Regions from separate parts of the Homo sapiens genome. Here region 1 is linked to region 2. Evidence: chromatin loops called from intact Hi-C (ENCODE). Cell type or tissue: endothelial cell of umbilical vein. All regions are shown on one strand. Links, peaks and the distances in the headings refer to the core of each region. The heading gives the core; the rest is flanking DNA. Region 1 overlaps MAML3 (mastermind like transcriptional coactivator 3). Region 2 overlaps MAML3 (mastermind like transcriptional coactivator 3).

Region 1 (8,874 bases), core at 305-8,304, 75 kb before region 2:
GAAAAGAAAAGAACCATACTGGGAGAAAAATGTTTGCAAATTATATATCTGATAAAGGACTTTTATCCAGAATGTATCTATGTAATATATGTGTGTATATATGTATGTCTATTTTTTTTTTTTTTTTGAGATGGAGTCTCACTCTGTCACCCAGACTGGAGTACAGTGGTGCCATCTCAGCTCACTGCAACCTCCACCTCTTGGGTTCAAGCGATTCTCCTGCCTCAGCCTCCCGAGCAGCTGAGATTACAGGGGTGTGCCACCATGCCTGGTTAATTTTTGTATTTTTACTAGAGATGGGGTTTCATCCTGTTGGCCAGGCTGATCTCCAACTCCTGACTTCAAGAGATCTGCCCGCCTCAGCCTCCCAAAGTGCTGGGATTACAGGCATAAGCCACTGTGCCTGGCCCTGTATGTCTATATTTTAAACACTCTTGCAGCCAAATATTAGAATATAAACAATTCAATTAGAAATGAGCAAAAGATTTAAATAGACATTTCACCAAAACAGATAAACATGAAGTATGTGCTCAATATTACTAGTTACGGGAATGTGAATTAAAATCCAAGGAGACACAATTTCACACCACTGGAATGGCTGTATTTAAAAAGACACAAAATAGGCTCGGTGCGGTGGCTCACGCCTGTAATCCTAGCAGGTTGGGAGGCCGAGGTGGGGAGATCACAAGGTCAAGAGATCAAGACCATCCTGGCCAACATGGTGAAACCCCGTCTCTACTAAAAATACAAAAAATTAGCTGGGCATGGTGGTGCATGCCTGTAGTCCTAGCTACTCAGGAGGCTGAGGCAGAAGGATCACTTGAACCCGAGAGGCTGAGGCAGAAGGATCACTTGAACCCAGGAGGCAGAGGTTGCAGTGAGCTGAGATCGCACCACTGCACTCCGGCAACAGAGTGAGACTCCATCTCAAAAAAACAAAAACAAAACAAAAAAAGACACACAATAACAAGTATTGGTAAAAGTGTGGAATCTGAAATTCTCATATATTACTGTTGGGAGTGTAAAATGGCACAGCCGTTTTGGGAAAAAAAAGTGACAACGTCTTTAAACTCTAAGGAAAACTTAACCGTGTGGATCAGCCATGCTACTCTAAGGCCATGACACTCTAAGGAATCTATCCAGGAGAAATGAAAATATAGCCACACAGAAACATACACAAATGTTCATAACAGAATCATTCTTAGCTAAAAACTGGAAACAAGCCAAGTTGTCCATCAACTAGTAAATAAAATATGATACAGCCATATGATGGAGTACTTCACAGCAGTTATAAGGAACTCAATGCCTGCTACAAGATGGATACCCCCCAAAATTATGCTAGTTAAAAGAATCCAGATACAAAAAACTACATTTATATGATTCCAATTGTGTGAAATGTCTAGAAAAGGCCGATTTGTGGAGACACAAAGTTGATCTGGGGCTGCTTTGTATTGGTTGTGGGAGTGGAAATTGACCCTAACAGGCATGATGAGACATTTTTGAAGTGATGGAAGTGTCCTCAAACTGGATTGTGGTGATGATTGCAAAGCTCTCAAATGTATTGAATTGTACACTTGAAATTTTTTTTTTAATTATATACTTAAAATAGATGGTTTGTTGTTGTTGTTTTTCTGAGACAGGATCTTGCTCTGTCACCCAGGCTGAAGTACGGTGGCATGATCATGGCTCACTCCAGCCTTGACCTCCTGGGCTCAATGATCCCCCTGCTTCAGCCTCCCAAAGCTCTGAGATTATAGGTGTGAGCCACTGCATCTGACCTGGTGGACTTTATATGTAAATTTTACCTCAGTAAAACAATTTTTTTCAAAAGAAAATCTATTGGCACAGAAGTAACTTTTTAACCTTCAATAATAATATTTTCAAGAACAAGATTTATGTTGGAAATATGTATTAAATGATATTAGTATTACCATTTAAAGTTAGTAAATACTATTCTTATTCAACATCTTTTCAGCACATGTTGATTCATGATTATTAGAAATAGTTTGGTGACCTAGGTTTTCTTGTAGGGTTTTTATGGTTTTAGGTCTAATGTTTAAGTCTTTAATCCATCTTGAATTAATTTTTGTATAAGGTGTAAGGAAGGGATCCAGTTTCAGCTTTCTACATATGGCTAGCCTGTTTTCCCAGCACCGTTTATTAAATAGGGAATCCTTTCCCCATTGCTTGTTTTTCTCAGGTTTGTCAAAGATCAGATAGTTGTAGATACGCGACTTTATTTCTGAGGGCTCTGTTCTGTTCCACTGATCTATATCTCTGTTTTGGTACCAGTACCATGCTGTTTTGGTTACTGTAGCCTTGTAGTATAGTTTGAAGTCAGGTAGCGTGATACCTCCAGCTTTGTTCTTTTGGCTTAGGATTGACTTGGAGATGCGGGCTCTCTTTTGGTTCTATATGAACTTTAAAGTAGTTTTTTCCAATTCTGTGAAGAAAGTCATTGGTAGCTTGATGGGGATGGCATTGAATCTGTAAATTACCTTGGGCAGTATGACCATTTTCGTGTTATTGATTCCTCCTACCCATGAGCATGGAATGTTCTTCCATTTCTTCGTATCCTCTTTTATTTCATTGAACAGTGGTATGTAGTTCTCCTTGAAGAGGTCCTTCACGTCCCTTGTAAGTTGGATTCCTAGGTATTTTATTCTCTTTGAAGCAATTGTGACTGGGAGTTCACTCATAATTTGGCTCTCTGTTTGTCTGTTATTGGTGTATAAGAATGCTTGTGATTTTTGTACATTGATTTTGTATCCTGAGACTTTGCTGAAGTTGCTTATCAGCTTAAGGAGATTTTGGGCTGAGACGATGGGGTTTTCTAGATATACAATCATGTCATCTGCAAACAGAGACAATTTGACTTCCTCTTTTCCTAATTGAATACCTTTTATTTCCTTCTCCTGCCTAATTGCCCTGGCCAGAACTTCCAACACTATGTTGAATAGGAGTGGTGAGAGAGGGCATCCCTGTCTTGTGCCAGTTTTCAAAGGGAATGCTTCCAGTTTTTGCCCATTCAGTATGATATTGGCTGTGGGTTTGTCATAGATAGCTCTTATTATTTTGAGATACGTCCCATCAATACCTAATTTATTGAGAGTTTTTAGCATGAAGAGTTGTTGAATTTTGTCAAAGGCCTTTTCTGCATCTATTGAGATAATCATGTGGTTTTTGTCTTTGGTTCTGTTTATATGCTGAATTACATTTATTGATTTGCGTATATTGAACCAGCCTTGCATCCCAGGAATGAAGCCCACTTCATTTTCTTACATGTTATTTTAAGCCTCTCAAGTAAATGTAAAGATTTCTCTATAGTGAGGTTGTCTGTATGACTCTATAGAGGTTGTAGTCAGCAATACTTCAGACTCTGAAAAATGTGAAAAGTGAAAAAAATCAAGATTACTTTGTCAAAACAAAACAATTAATTTCTTCTGATTCCATCCTATTTCTTTTCTTACAGTCCTGATTTTTTTCTTTTACCTGACAATATACTTTAAAGATACTTAATATTTAAAATATTTAAATTATTCTGGAAGTGATGGAAGTGAATCTCTCTCTCTCTCTTTCTCTCTCTCTCTCTCTCTGTGTGTGTGTGTGTGTGTGTGTGTGTGTGTGTTTGTTTGTGTGTGGTGGGGTGCAGGGGTCAGCAGTGGTACCAAGGGCAGAGACTGGATGAATAAAATTGTTAAATTACTGGCTACGGCATGAATATATTCACGTGTTCCCTGCTGCTATCCAATCCTTTAAAGGCCTTGGCTTTCAGTGAAGAAGGGTAGCCTGACAAAAACACCTGGGTAGGAAGACAAACAGGAGGAGGCTTTTCACCAATGGCTTGGTGTTGCATGTGGGATAGGAAGCAGGCAGCATTTCTGGGCTTCACTGTGATTCCTGTGGGCTCCATGACTCATGGACCGTGAGTCATAGCATCCCACACTGAAGATGGCTGAGCTGAAAGGTTAGACACATTCAGTGGCAAGTTCAACAAAAACTTTGTCCAGATTTGCATGATACGGGTAATAGGGAGGAAGATCAGGCAGAAGGCAGCAGAAGCCGTCGGGCGTGTTTCATCCTTAGATGCTGCCGCAGGGGAGGCCGATGGTTCTGATTTTCCTGGCCGCCTCTCTGGGCAAGTGCTCCAGAGACCTCATTATTTCATTAATTCTTACAGTGCCCTTGTAGCATAAGTAAGGTGGCACCTATTATTAGCAACACTTTTGTTAATGGGACATGAATGAGTCCATTCAGAGTGGTATTTTATTGGCGGACAATGCCTTTGGTAGTTCTGGAAGCTTTGTATCCTTGGCCAAGATTCCTGCTTCTGTCCCGTCCAGAGCCCTGTCTCTGGAGTGTGCTCTCGATGGACAGAGTTTATAAATCGTCGAGAAGGGGCAGTTCTGCCAACTGAGGCGACTTGCAATTTAGTAAGTCTGTAGCCAGCAGCTGCCTCTGCGAGGAATCAAGAGAAGAAGCAGGTTCAACAGTGAGCAGTCACTTCCATCAATGATGCTGAGCAGGGGTAGAGCAGGGTGATTCCTTCAGGAATGTGTGGTATTTGAAAGTGATTGCCCCCTGTTTAACAGGGGTAAGTAAGATAAGGACACGTCCTTCTCACTTCCTCAGCCAGTGATCTTGCTTGTTAATTGGGAGTTGCTTGTTAGTCCAGAGTGTTTAACCTCAATTTTATTGAGATGAAGTTTACATACAACAAATGCACCAATTTTAAGTACACAGTTTGAGTTCTGACAAATGCATACACCCTTATAACCACCACCCCAGTCAAGATGCAAATATTTCTACTCTCTTAAATGCCCTCTTTTGCCCCTTCCTGTCCCTGTTGTATATAAGTTTACGATGGGACAACTAAAGAACTGAAGTGATCTGTAAATGGCAGTTGGATGGCACCGTTTAATGAACTTAGACTTTTCTGTGCTCTCCAGCTCATGAAACGGGAATTTTTGCTTGTCTGGAAAAACTGTTAAAACCCAGCAAAAAATACACCTCAAGGATTAAGTGTGGGACAACTCTTCTAAGGCGTTTCCCCCATTTCAATTAGTTCCCATTATTGTTAAGCCTAAAAGTCCTTCAAAGTAGTAATGGTGGGACAGTTCACTGTTTCTTTTTTTTTTTTTTTTTTTTTTTTGAGACGGAGTCTCACTCTGTCGCCCAGGCTGGAGTGCAGTGGCGCGATCCTGGCTCACTGCAGCCCCTGCCTCCCAGGATTCAGTGTTTCTTCTGCCTCAGCCTCCCGAGTAGCTGGGATTACAGTCACACACCACCAGGCCCGGCTAATTTTTGTATTTTTAGTAGAGATGGGGTTTCGCCATGTTGGCCAGGCTGGTCTTGAACTCCTGACCTCAGGTGATCCGCCCGCCTCGGCCTACTAAAGTGCTAGGATTATACTGTTTCTTGTTTCTTCTTTCTTCCTTTTTTTTTTTTTTTTTTTTTTGAGACGGAGTTTTGCTGTGTTGCCAGGCTGGAGTGCAGTGGCATGATCTCAGCTCACTGCAGCCTCCACCTCCTGAGTTCAAGCGATTCTCCTGCCTCAGCCTCCCAAGTAGCTGGGATTACAGGTGCCCGCCACCATGCCTGGCTAATTTTTTTGTATTTTTAGTACAGACAAGGTTTCATCATGTTGGCTAGGCTGGTCTCGAACTCCTGACCTCAGGTGATCCACCTGCCTCGGCCTTCCAAAGTGCTGGGATTACAGGTGTGAGCCACGGGGCCCAGCCACAGTCCACTGTTTCATGAAAGACTTGTGCTGAACAAAGTGGCCAGGCGGGAAGGTGCACCAGACTCCACGTACTGACAGCTCTGTGATTCATGCCGAGAACTCCCACACAGTATCATCTTCTAAATGGAGATGACCGCAGGGAGAACAAAGATGCCACACCCCAAGAAGAGAAGGAACAGGTTTATATTTTGACATGCTAGAAACACAGAGAGGCTGATTTTTCTTTTTCAACTTCTCATGGACACCATAAAGAACGGCATAAGATAGAGGCATTCTGAACATTCAGTGATGACGCACGGCGTTCCCACCACAGAACAAAAAGATGAGAAGTGACATCATAACAACCCAATGCTATGGTGACCAGCAGTATTCAGAAACAATCGACATCTGTTTTTCTGCCTTACCATGGCCTCTGCCCAGTCATTTTCTTTGAGGCTGTTTGCTTTCAAAAAACTGCTGACCAGGAGACGTCGTATGATGCCAAAATATTTATAAACTGTCCTCCCTCTGGGAGTGAGGGAGAGGGATACTATTGCTTGTTTTAAAATAAACCTTAATGTAGGGCAGGTGAGTGGCTAATTTATCCATTTATCTTTTTAACACGAAGAAAAAGCAGCCTGCTTTTCTGCCTGGTCTACAGTGGGAACAGTGGCTAGCTCACAGATCGTTTCTCACACAGCCCAAACCTTTTCTAAGTGGCAGGTCGGCAGCCCTCAGGTTGATAGTGCAGAAGTGCTAAGTGCATTTGATTGGTATCATTACTGGTCTCTAGTAATTGATTACTGTCCATGGTGAAATATTCAGGGCAAGCACACAGCCAATAGCAATCACTTAATCCATCATGGCTGTTTGTTCCTCATCTCCTGAGACCTATCAGCCACATGCTATCCAACCCCACCAGGCAAATTGCCGATGGCTGCTTTGTGTGTACAATTTACTGTGTATTTACTGTGTTTCCTGCGTTAACCAGAGCCACTGGCTTTAGTGAACAGGGGAAGGCAAGGGAGGCTCTTGCTTTCCAATGTCAAGTTTGCTCTCCGGTTCACCTCTTTGGCCTCTATTTTTGTAGAGATTCATGATTCATTGGCATTGGTTTTCATTGCTTAAAAAAAAAAAAAGTAAGTCGAACAGTGTAGTGGTTATATTAGGAATATTAATTGTAAGACTTGAGATAGGTTGATTGGAATAAGATCCTGGAGAGTTGTTTGTAATGCTGATTTTTTAGAAACAAGAAGTGGGAGAATAATGAATAACAACCAGAACTAATCAGTTTTGTGTGTGTTTAATCCAGTGATAATGACTAAAAGTAGTTCTGTAGTTCTGTTAAATAAAAAGAAGCAGAAATTCAGTGGCTACACCATTTTCTCGGCTTTCTTCCAAAATGCTTTATCCTTGGATCTTGGCAAATATGCCTGTCCCTGATGTTTGCTAAGGAACTGTGATACTCAGCCCAAGCAAGAACATAATAGGAGGAGGAGGAGGACAGCTGAAAGAAGAAGAATAAACAAATGACTACTACGTGTGACAGCACTCTGATGACAAGGGATGACCCTGTCCACAACGAAACTCGGAAAAAACCCGTTTGTATTTATCAGTCCATAGGAAACAATGAGAGCCATGGGAGGCAGAAAGCACATGCTGGTCTGCTCTTCTGCTTATCCTGACCCTGCTTTCCATAGAGCTGGAAGAAACATAATGAGGGCTAGATATCTGCAAAAGAGGATGCTCCTAGTGAACTTGGGAAGCCAGCAGGAGTGAAGTTGAGAAGAGAATGACGAGGCATGGCCTCAGAGACAGCAAAGAGATCTGGTCTGTTTCCATAGCCACTCTTGAAGAGATTGCATTCCAAAATTTATTTAATGAAATTGCTATTAGGGTCTCATTGGAGATCTTTGTTTCCTCTTCTGGTGTGGTTTGCTTAAACTCTCCCTGGTGTCTGTAGCACATGGTAGAATTCTAGCTAATTCCCCACAGGCTAGGGCAAATATGGCCATGTGTGTGGTGCCTCTGAAGGAGCCTTTCCATGGGCACCTCCCTTCACAGGGCAATCCCTAAACAGCACAGAATCTTAATCTTTGTTAAGATTAATCCCTAAATAAGGAATCTATGCATTCCTTATTTGGGGCTACTTAGCTAAATGACATAAACAGCTGGTTTAAGTGATTCACAAGTTAGTTGGGCAAGTTTCACTGTTGCTTACAATCTATTTTAGCTCAAGGAAATAAATTTGCACACCTAAAGGCACTGACCTTTTGTTGTATACAGTGAGACTTCAGTTGTTGCATAGATTATTGTAATAATCCTTCTGCTTATTGGCCAACATGTGATGTACTTTATGATTTGAAGCTCTTTAAGATTTGAGCATTCCTCCTCCAGAACTCTGCTCCATGGTCATGATCAGGTTTTCCTTCTGTGTCTGGGGTTATGTTCCTACGCTCACTCTTGAGTCATTGGCATTGAAAACTAAAATAGTTGCCTGTAAGAAAGATCAACTTTATTACTTCTAGACTTGGCTTGTGCTGTGCTAATACCTGTCACCTTTTAGGAAAGTTTTAAAACTCTGTCAGCTTGGCCTGTTTTTAAAACTTTCAGAGATAGTCTTTGAGGATGTCTTACTATGCTAAAGAAAAGCTAACTTTTGTGTATAGGAAAATATAATCTAGTGGTGTTTCCATGTCATAATGAATGTCCTCTAATCAAAAACTGCCAGAATCTATATTTGCCATATTAAATTGCAGAAAGCTGCAACAGCTGTCTTGTTCTGTGTTTGCTGTTCCATTTATACCATCTGTGATGGTTAGTCTTATGTGTCAACTTGATGGAGCTATACTGCTCAGTTACTTATCAAACACTAACCTAGCTGTTGCTGTGAAGGTATTTTGTAATGTGGTTAACATCACTAGCCAGTTCACTTGAAATAAAGGAGATTACCCAGGGATATCTGGGTGGGTCTGATCCAATCAGCTGAAGGCCTCAAGAGCAAAAACTAAAGAAAGTCTGTCTCAAGACTGAAGCATAAAATCCTGCCTGAGTTTTCAGCATGCTGGCCTGCCCTACAAATTTCAGACTTGCCAGCCCCCACAGTCGCATGAGCCAATTCCTTAAAATAAATCTCATGTTGGTTCTGTTTT
Region 2 (8,874 bases), core at 198-8,197:
GGAGAAGACAATACCAAGGAAAAAGGAAGAAACAAAATGATTATAAATTGTGATCAGTGGTGTGAAAAAGACAAAACAGAAGGACACGATAAAGTACAAGTGGGAGGTGCAGCTGACTGAGCCAGGGTGGTCAGAACAGCCTTTCTGGGGAGAGATGTGAGCTGAAATCTGAAGGATGACAATAAGCCCAGCAAGGAGCTGGGATAAGCGTGTTCCACGTGGAGAGAAGCACCGGTGCAGATGCAGAGGAGGGGAAGAGCCCTCGGAGAGGCCAGCGCGGCCACCTGGAGTGTGGTGGTGAAGGGGAGAAGGGTATGAAGGAGCTGGGAGACACCAGACCATCCAGCGCCTCTTAGGCAAGTTTGACTTTCAGAGAAATGGGAGTCTATATAAGGATTTGAGGCAGAAAGACATACTCTGAAGAATGTTTTTCAACAGTGACTCTGGATGCTGGTGGAGAGTAGACTGGAAAGGGTAAGATGGGAAAAACGGCTAGTGGAACAATAGCGCAAGAGTCCAGGCAGGGAGCAGGCAGGGGAGACTCAGAAAAGGTGACAGATGGAAGGTGTGTGTGCTGGCCACACAGACACAGCGTCCGAACATAGGTGTGACCCATTCTGAGAAAACAAAATACATAAAAATCAAAACTTAAAGAGAAAGTCTGATTATTCCCTTTATAAAGGGACTCGCCTCAAGTATCTATTCTGTAAAGTAAAGGAAGATGTCTATGGGTCTTTGACTATAAATTTTAATAAGAGATATAAAACCTTAATAGACGGATCATGGAATTAGAAGGAATCATAGAGGTCATTTTCTCCTACTTTCCACCCAATAAAGAATCCCCTTTGCAAATCCCTGACAGATGAACATGCAGCCTTGGTATGAAAACTTCAAGGGACAGGAAGCTCATTAGCCTCACAAGGCAGCCCTTTCTATTTTGAATCTCTCTAATCGTTTTTTAAAAGTTTCTCCTTATATAGAGGCTGAATTCTTTCTCCCCATTACTTGCATCCATTGATCTTAGTTCCATGTTCTGGAGCTACATAGATCAAATCTAATTCTCTTCCTACATAGCAAACCATTACCTTTTCAAGAGGAGCTGTGGCATTCCCCCTCCTCAACTCTCCTCTTTCTCTAGCAAAATATCCTCAGCTTCCTCGCCTCCTTTTCACTTGACATGGTTTCTGGGGCCTTCTTTCCCCTGGTACTACCCTCTTGCTGCCCTGCCACCTGATGAGAGTGATCATTTCAGAATGGAAGCCAACCTTATTGGATGGCATCAGTTCAGAGCATAACTATGTCTCCCTGGACTCAGAGAACATACATACATTTAATGCAACCTAGAATTTCAAGAGCACACGGCTTCAAACTTCAAGGAAAACAAAACTGCTTATGAGACAGGTTTTCCTGCCTTAAATGCAAGACTTTACAGCTAGGCCCAGCAAATCTTGCTACTGCTAACCTACAGGAGAGTGGTTCTTGAACTTTTGGAGAGTCATGGGCCGCACTGAGAATCTGAGAAAAGCTTTGGACCTTCTTTCCTGAAAAAGACACATACCCACAAAATTCTGCATACAGTTTTCTAGCATTCTCAGAACTCTGGAAATCCATTTTTATGTAAACCTCCAGTTTAAAAATTCAGCATTATCAATGTCACAGAACCCTTGTTCTGTCATCTAAGAAATGTATATCTGCATTATCTCTATATTTTATTATGGTATTGTACGGGAGGTTAAAGAACGCCCACTTGAAAATCCCTGCAAGTCACTATAAAATTGTTAATGGGAGAGGAAAGTTACAAAAAGTCTTCAAGTACCATTGGTGGATACATTTGCTTATGTACCTTATTTAACCCCTACAACCCTTTTCTGAACTAGGCAATATTAGCCTTATCTTATGAATAAGAGGAAACGTAAAGCTATTAATAAAGAAAAATAGAAAGACCTGGGTGAAGGCAGTGGCTGCCGAGTGCAAATTTTTACAACTCTTGCAATAGAACCATGGTTGGTGGCCCTCTCGACTTTTAAGTGCTGAGGCCATGGCCACCTGGAGCACAGCATACATGCTTACGAGCAGGATTGGTTTCCTGGGAAATGTGTCCTTATATCGGCGCTTCAGTAGTGATATCCCTGGAAAGTGGTCACCAGTAGGATTAGCCATTACCATGACCCCACACAGGTGGCCTGCTGTCACCAACACCATTCTCTTCAGGATCAGGCTGGCATTGGGTTAGTGGCCAATGTATAGTTATAACTCAGTAACTCAGTAGCAGAAATGTTCTGAGAACGGCTGAAAGAACAACAGCCCTCATAGGAGATCCAGTTTCAGAGAGTAACTTCTTATATGCCAGCCAATCATGGAGGGGAGAAAGCAGTTCTGAGGATGCCTTCCTTTTTTTCCTATCTCAGGAGCCAGGCTGTGGAATAGTTTGGAAATGAGAAACACATTTTATTCACAAGTGGTGAGGCTTGTAACAGAGAAGCACAGGCTTTGGAATTCAAATCTCACACTAGCTGTGTGACCTTGGGCAATTTGTTTAATCTCCCTGAGCCCCAGTTTCCTCATTTGTGTAAATGATGTTTATTAACCTACCTTGCGTGGTTGATGTGGGAATTAAGAGAAAAGATCTTGAATTTGCCTGGTATTTAATGGATGCACACACAAGAAAAGCTTGCTGTTTGCTGATAACGTTGAGGAGTGCATAAATGGTTGGGGCCAGTCTGAGTAGCAGTAAATTTGGTTCGTCTGTGTTAGCAGGGTTACTCTGGCTTGGACCCGGATTCCAGAGTGATTCCGGAGGAATTCCTGTCCCCATCCCTACCCCTCATCACCCCAAAATTTTGCTTAAGATAACGAGGAGGTCAGGGCATGTTCACTGTGAACCCCCACTCCATATAAGGTGCCATGTTATAGTGGGTTCAGAGGATCCCCGCCCCCCCGCCAATGCTGCTTAGCCACCAGACTTACAAGGGATACTGGATGCTTTCGTACCTTGGATTCATACACACAGGTTTCTGAGATGAAGCAGTGTGGTAACTTAGCCATTAGTAGATCTCAATCGTAGCCTACACGGACATTTCTGAGAGAATCCTTGGTTAAACAGTACTAAGAGCAGAACTAAATACTGGTTAGGGCAAGTTCTGCCCATGAGGTTCTATGAGGCTCTGTCTGAACGTTAGGTTTAAACATAGAGATGGGGCCAGCTAACCTCATCATTCTGAGTCGTTAGATAGAGACTAGACTTGGTCATCTCCCTTTGCTAATAAGGAAACTGACATAATTAACTGAAGGAAATTAACTTGGATAATTTTGCAGCATGAATCTGCTTCCAAAGAGGAGTTGGTTTTTTTCTCTTCCTGTGAGCTGTTAATTCAAGAGGCTGTGTTAACCTGCTGCTGTTGCCAACTGACAAATGTAGTATTTTCCTGATCAGCCTCTCAAGCCTTTTTCCTTGCTCCTCCAACAACAGAGAGCAGTAATAAACTATCCAGAATATTTTGCAACATGGGAGTCATTTGCATGTCTTTGTAATATGGGAGTTGAATGCCTATTTTCAGTAAATATAAGCCTCCCGGTTGACTTAAGGTAATTGAATGATTTTAGATTCATTGTATATGCCCTTTCTCCTTAGCCACTGGTTTTAAGCAGGCATAAAATCACATCAGAGAAAAAAAAACCTGACTTTTGATATTCAAGTTGGCTCATCTGAATTAAAACCAAAACATGTGGAAATTGGGTTATCCACTCCAGACTTGGCTCCCTTTGTCTGTGAAACCTCAAAGTCTCCAGTGGAGCTGAAGGTAACGTCTTTCTTCAGGTGACACTCTGGGGCAATTCTGGGGAAAAAGACAAGGAGGGAAAGATGTGTTTAACTTTATTCCAGTTGGTTTCATCTTCCTTTTTAATTGATTTTTGTCCTCTCCATCATTTTCTCTCCCAATTAACGTTGAATTTCTCTCATTTAGTTCTAGCTGTTTGTTGTGGTCGGGTTTGGTACATCTGGGTTAGGCATGTTGCTGTGTTCTTTTCTTTCCTTGCCATTAGTTTAAAGGAGGTCTAAGCTCACAGTCTAGCTCTATTTCTGGAGAGACCTGCCACCTTTACAGGATTTACTGTGGTCATTTTCTTTTTTTTTCCTCCCCACAATATGGCGCTTTGTGAATTAAAATCAAGGTTCCTGGGGGCTGGAGGTAGGAATAGGGCAGGAGAAGCCTAGCCACATTATAATCAATAATAATAATAACTGTCTCCCTCTGTTGTGAGCTCTACCAGGCAGACTGTGTCTTATTCATCCCTAGCTTCTTACATAGGTCCTAGTGTATAAATGATGCTCGATGAGTGCCTGTTGAATGAATGAACTAATTTTTGCCGAGCCCTTTATAATGTATAAAGATGCTTCACATAGCAACGTGGGGTGATTGTTTTTAAGACCTTCACAAAACCATTTCCTCCCTCATTTCATTATGATTGTGAAATTGCTTTGGAATTTTGGAACTGTGATACTTTTACTGTATGCCTTTCATAAAAAGCCAAAGTCTAAATGCTTTTAAAAATATATATACGAGGAGCTGTGGAAGGAAGGGAGGAGGGAAACAATTTGTTACTGGATACTTTCTTGTAAAAAAAAAATTTTAATGTAGTTATCACTGGATGTTTTTTCTTTACAATTGCAGTTCACAACTCTTTTCCTCCTCTTTTACTAGGATGAAGGTGAATTTTAACAAAAGCAAGAAATATTTTAAAGGCAGAGAGCAAGTGGGCAGCCAGGGAAAGCTTTGTGTTTGTTTTTATGACTTGTGTTTTGACTTGGCAGATGTTCAAGGTTATTCTGCCTAACCAAATAATCCACACTGCTTCCATATCAGCAATAGCTGAGCTACCCTTCCAAGGGGCGCCCGCCGTAGTCTTCTGTTAAGATGTTATGCGGGACCTAAACCCTTGTCTTGCACTGAAATCAGTGCAGCGCTGACACCCCCACAGCCCCTTGGTTCTTTTGCTCTCACAGCCATTGAACGTCTGCTTCTGAGAGAGTCACCCAGGAGTACATAACCGACAGCTTTTTCTTAGATGGCTTCATCTGTTCGCACTCATCACCAGACCATTAATGCTGACTTTTCCCCCATGAAACTCAAGTGTAAAAGTAGGAAAATAATTGGATTTTTTATCCAAAAATCATTGGCACTTAGGACAAAGACCAAAGTCAGAAAAAGGAAAAAGCAGACAGATTTAGAAATTTTAAAAATTAGATATGTCTTTGACTTTTACAGGTGAAGTAAGAGCCATACTTAGGATTATAATCCATAAAAAAAAATTAGGGGACAAATTAGGTGAAATAAAATCCAGAACTTCCAGATGATGACAGCACTAAGGCATTACTTGTACACATCTACTCCACATATTTCTGCCCCAGGATACTGAGATTTTTTTTCTCCCCTCTTGGTTCTTAGAAGCATACAATTTAGTGTGTTCATATGCATGCCTCATTTATGCCTGGAAAAGACAGAAAGAAAACCCTTTAGTAAGGACTGTGATTCAAAATATGTATTACATTGACTTATTACCTACATTATCACTGTGTGTCAGGAAGCATATTGCTCACAGGTGGGATGCACAGTAATTTGGAAATACTCATTTTGGCCTTGGCATAGGATGACCTTGTCCTACTGCAGATTCATGCCCTGTGGCTATATTAGTTCCTAGGGCTGCCATAACAAATACCACAGACTAGGTGGCTTAATACACTAGAAATGGATTGTCTCACAGTCCTGGATGCTCGAAGGTAAAAATCAAGGTGTCAGCAGGGTGAGCAGGGCCGTGCTTCCTCTGAGACTCTGCAGAGAATCCTTCCTTAACTCTTCTTGGTTTCCAGAAGTTTGTCAGCAGTCTTTGGCATTCCTTAGCTTGCAGCTGCGTAACTCCAGTCTCTGCCTCCGCCGTCAAACGGCACTCTCCCTGTATGTCTTCGTGTTTTCACATGGCTGTCGTCTTATAAGATGATACCAGCTGTGTTGGGTTTTGCCTGTTCTACTCCAGTATGACCTCATCTTAATGAATTTCATCTGCAAAGATCCTATTTCCAAATGAAGTCACATTCTGAGGTACTGAAGTTTAGGACTTCAATATATCATTTTGCTGGGGAGGACGCAATTTAACCCACAACAGTGCCTAGACTTCTGCTTCAGAGCTCAGAATGTTACCTGTTTTCCTGTAACGGACTAGCTGTACGAAACCTTCATTTACTTCTCTCCTCAACCTTTATTTTTTCCTCCTTAGCAGTGTTCTTCCTTGGAGATGATAACCTTGTGTCAAGGTCATTGAGAAAAGAAAGACTATTAGAGCCAAACTTCTTTGTCTCCACCTCTCCCCATTCCATCTCAACAAATCTCTCCCCCACATTTGTTTTTTAATCACTCTTCTGATGGCATTGATATGCCCTTCCTCATTGTCTCAAAAACAAGCACCTCTATGGGAATGTAAAATGATGCAGCCACTATGGAAAACAGTATGTCAGTTTCTCAAAAAAAATTAAAAACAGAATTACCATAAGATCCAATATTCTGCTTCTGGATATTTAGCCACCAGAACTGAAACAGGGTCTACAAGAGATATTTGTATACCCACATGCATTACTAGCATTATTCACAATAGCCAAAATGTGGAGGCAATGAATGAATGGATAAACCAAGTGTGGTATGTACATATGTTTTAGTCTTTCCAGGCTGCTGTAACAGAATACCAAATACTACATGGCTTATAAATAACAGAAACTTATTTCTTACAGTTCTGGGGGCTGGGAAATCCAAGATCAAGGTGCCAGCACATTCTTGTCTGGAGAGGGCCTGCTTCCTGGATCATAGACAACTGTCTTCTTCCGATGTCTTCACATGATGGAAAGAGTGAGGGGGATCTCTGGGGCCTCTTATAAGGGCACTACCTTTCATGAAGGATCCACTGCCATGACTTAATCACCTTCCAAAGGCTGCACCTCCTACCTAATATTAATACCCTCACCTTGGGGGTTAGGATTTCAACATGTGAATTTCAGCAAGGAGACAACCATTTAGACCATAGCAATATACCATGAAATATTTTTCCGCCTTAAAAAGGAAATTCTGGGCTGGGCGCAGTGGCTCACGCCTGTAATTCCAGCACTTTGGGAGACCGAAGTGGGCAGATTGCCTGAGCTCAGGAGTTCACAACCAGCCTGGGCAACACAGTGAAATCCTGTCTCTACTAAAATACAAAAAATTAGCTGGGTGTGGTGGTGTGCGCCTGTAGTCCCAGCCACTCAGGAGGCTGAGGCAGGAGAATTGCTTGAACCTGGGAGGCGGAGGTTGCAATGAGCTGAGATTACGCCACTGCACTGCAGCCTGGGCAACAGAGCAAGACTCCATCGCAAAAAAAAAAAAGGAAATTCTGACATGCTGCAATGCAGGCAAAACTTGAGGACATGATGCTAAATGAAATATTCCAGTCATTAAGAGATAAATATCGTATGATTCCACTTATGTGAGGTACGTAGAGTAGTTAAATTCATAGAGACAGAAAGTAGAGTGGTGGTTGCCAGAGTCCGGGGAATGGAGAGGATGAGGAGTTGTTTCATGAACACAGAGTTTCAGTATTGCAAGATGAAGATTTCTGGAGGTGGATGGTGGAGAGATGGTTGTACAACAGTGTGAATGTACTTAATGCCACCGAACTGTACACTTAGAAATGGCTAAGATGGTAAATTTTCTTTTACTAATATTTTAACCACAATTATATATATCTGTATGCCTGTATTATACTTCTCGGACTTTCCAACACACATTTTCACTTGTCCTTCCTTCCTTAGTGTCAATAGGTCCTGCTTCCTGACTTCCCTTCTCCTTCACACCCACTCAGAACTTACTTCTCCTGAAAAAGCCTTTAACTTCACCTCATGACATACAACCTATGATGCCTTTTTTCCTTCTTGCAACAAGATTTCTTATATAGAAGAGTCACACCTAATATCTCCATTCTTGTTCCTAATATCTCCATTTGCCTCAGTTCCCTGACCAAAAACTGGCATTCATTTACAGTACTATTCTACAACTGTGCTGTCCAATATAATAGCCACTAGTTGCATGTAGCTACTTTGAATTTATTTAAAAATAAATACCTCAGTATTTAAATAAATTTGAATTTAATTTAAAAGCCAGTACCTCAGTAGCACTAGCCACATATCAAGTATTCAGTAGCCACATGCAGCTAGTGACTGAAGTATCGCACAGTGCATCCTCTCAGCAATGTTGGACAAACAACACAGTTCTTGTGCAAGGATTCTACTCATCACAGTCATCTGGAGGGTTTATTAAACCACAGTGTGCTGGGCCCCACCCTCAGAGTTTCTGATTCAGAAAGCCTGGGGACTGGCCGATAATTTGGATTTCTAACAAGTTCCCAGGTGATGTTGAGGCTGCTGAGTGTCATAGAGGAACCCTCGCTCAGATTCTCAGTGAATTACTTGGTTACTAACCTAGTGGTCTCTTAGTTCTCATTTCAGAGCTGCAACTGACACTACAAATTTGACCACAAATTATTCTTCTTTGTTTTGTCCTACTTTCTTGATGATGTTTTATGTTGATCTCTCACCAATACTGTTTTTTTTTATCTCTTTGCTGACTCCTCTCATTTAATTAACAGGACTCATTTCCAACTATGCATTTACTTTCTTAGGGAACTTCTGTGCTTATATATTGTTCAGGCAGACTCATGTGTATGGCTGGATGCCTCATTTCTACGGCCTTATCTTTTTTTTTTTTTTTTTTTTTTGAGACGGCATCGCACTCTGTGGCCCAGGCTGGAATGCAGTGGGGTGATCTCGGCTCACCACAACCTCCACTTCCCAGG

What was found. A loop is a pair of places that touch in the nucleus more often than their neighbours do. Peaks named below come from ENCODE experiments on the same cell type or tissue, not always from the same donor. Only the 100,000 strongest peaks of a DNase experiment are listed, where the experiment ranks them.
Region 1: it touches region 2 in a loop (2.1-fold over the local background); 9 of 110 quality-filtered maps call a loop at or near these places.

What each region holds. Positions count from the first base shown.
Region 1 is chr4:139,984,605-139,993,478 of GRCh38, reverse strand. The region is part of intron 1 of MAML3 (mastermind like transcriptional coactivator 3); the gene reads left to right. Among named protein-coding and RNA genes, the nearest start is that of MAML3-AS1, 140 kb to the left of the region's middle. In endothelial cell of umbilical vein, for the core only: no CTCF peak of the experiment used is centred there; a DNase peak (open chromatin) is centred at 3,908; H3K27ac peaks cover 588 bases.
Region 2 is chr4:139,909,759-139,918,632 of GRCh38, reverse strand. The region is part of intron 1 of MAML3 (mastermind like transcriptional coactivator 3); the gene reads left to right. Among named protein-coding and RNA genes, the nearest start is that of MAML3-AS1, 210 kb to the left of the region's middle. In endothelial cell of umbilical vein, for the core only: no CTCF peak of the experiment used is centred there; a DNase peak (open chromatin) is centred at 4,822; H3K27ac peaks cover 459 bases.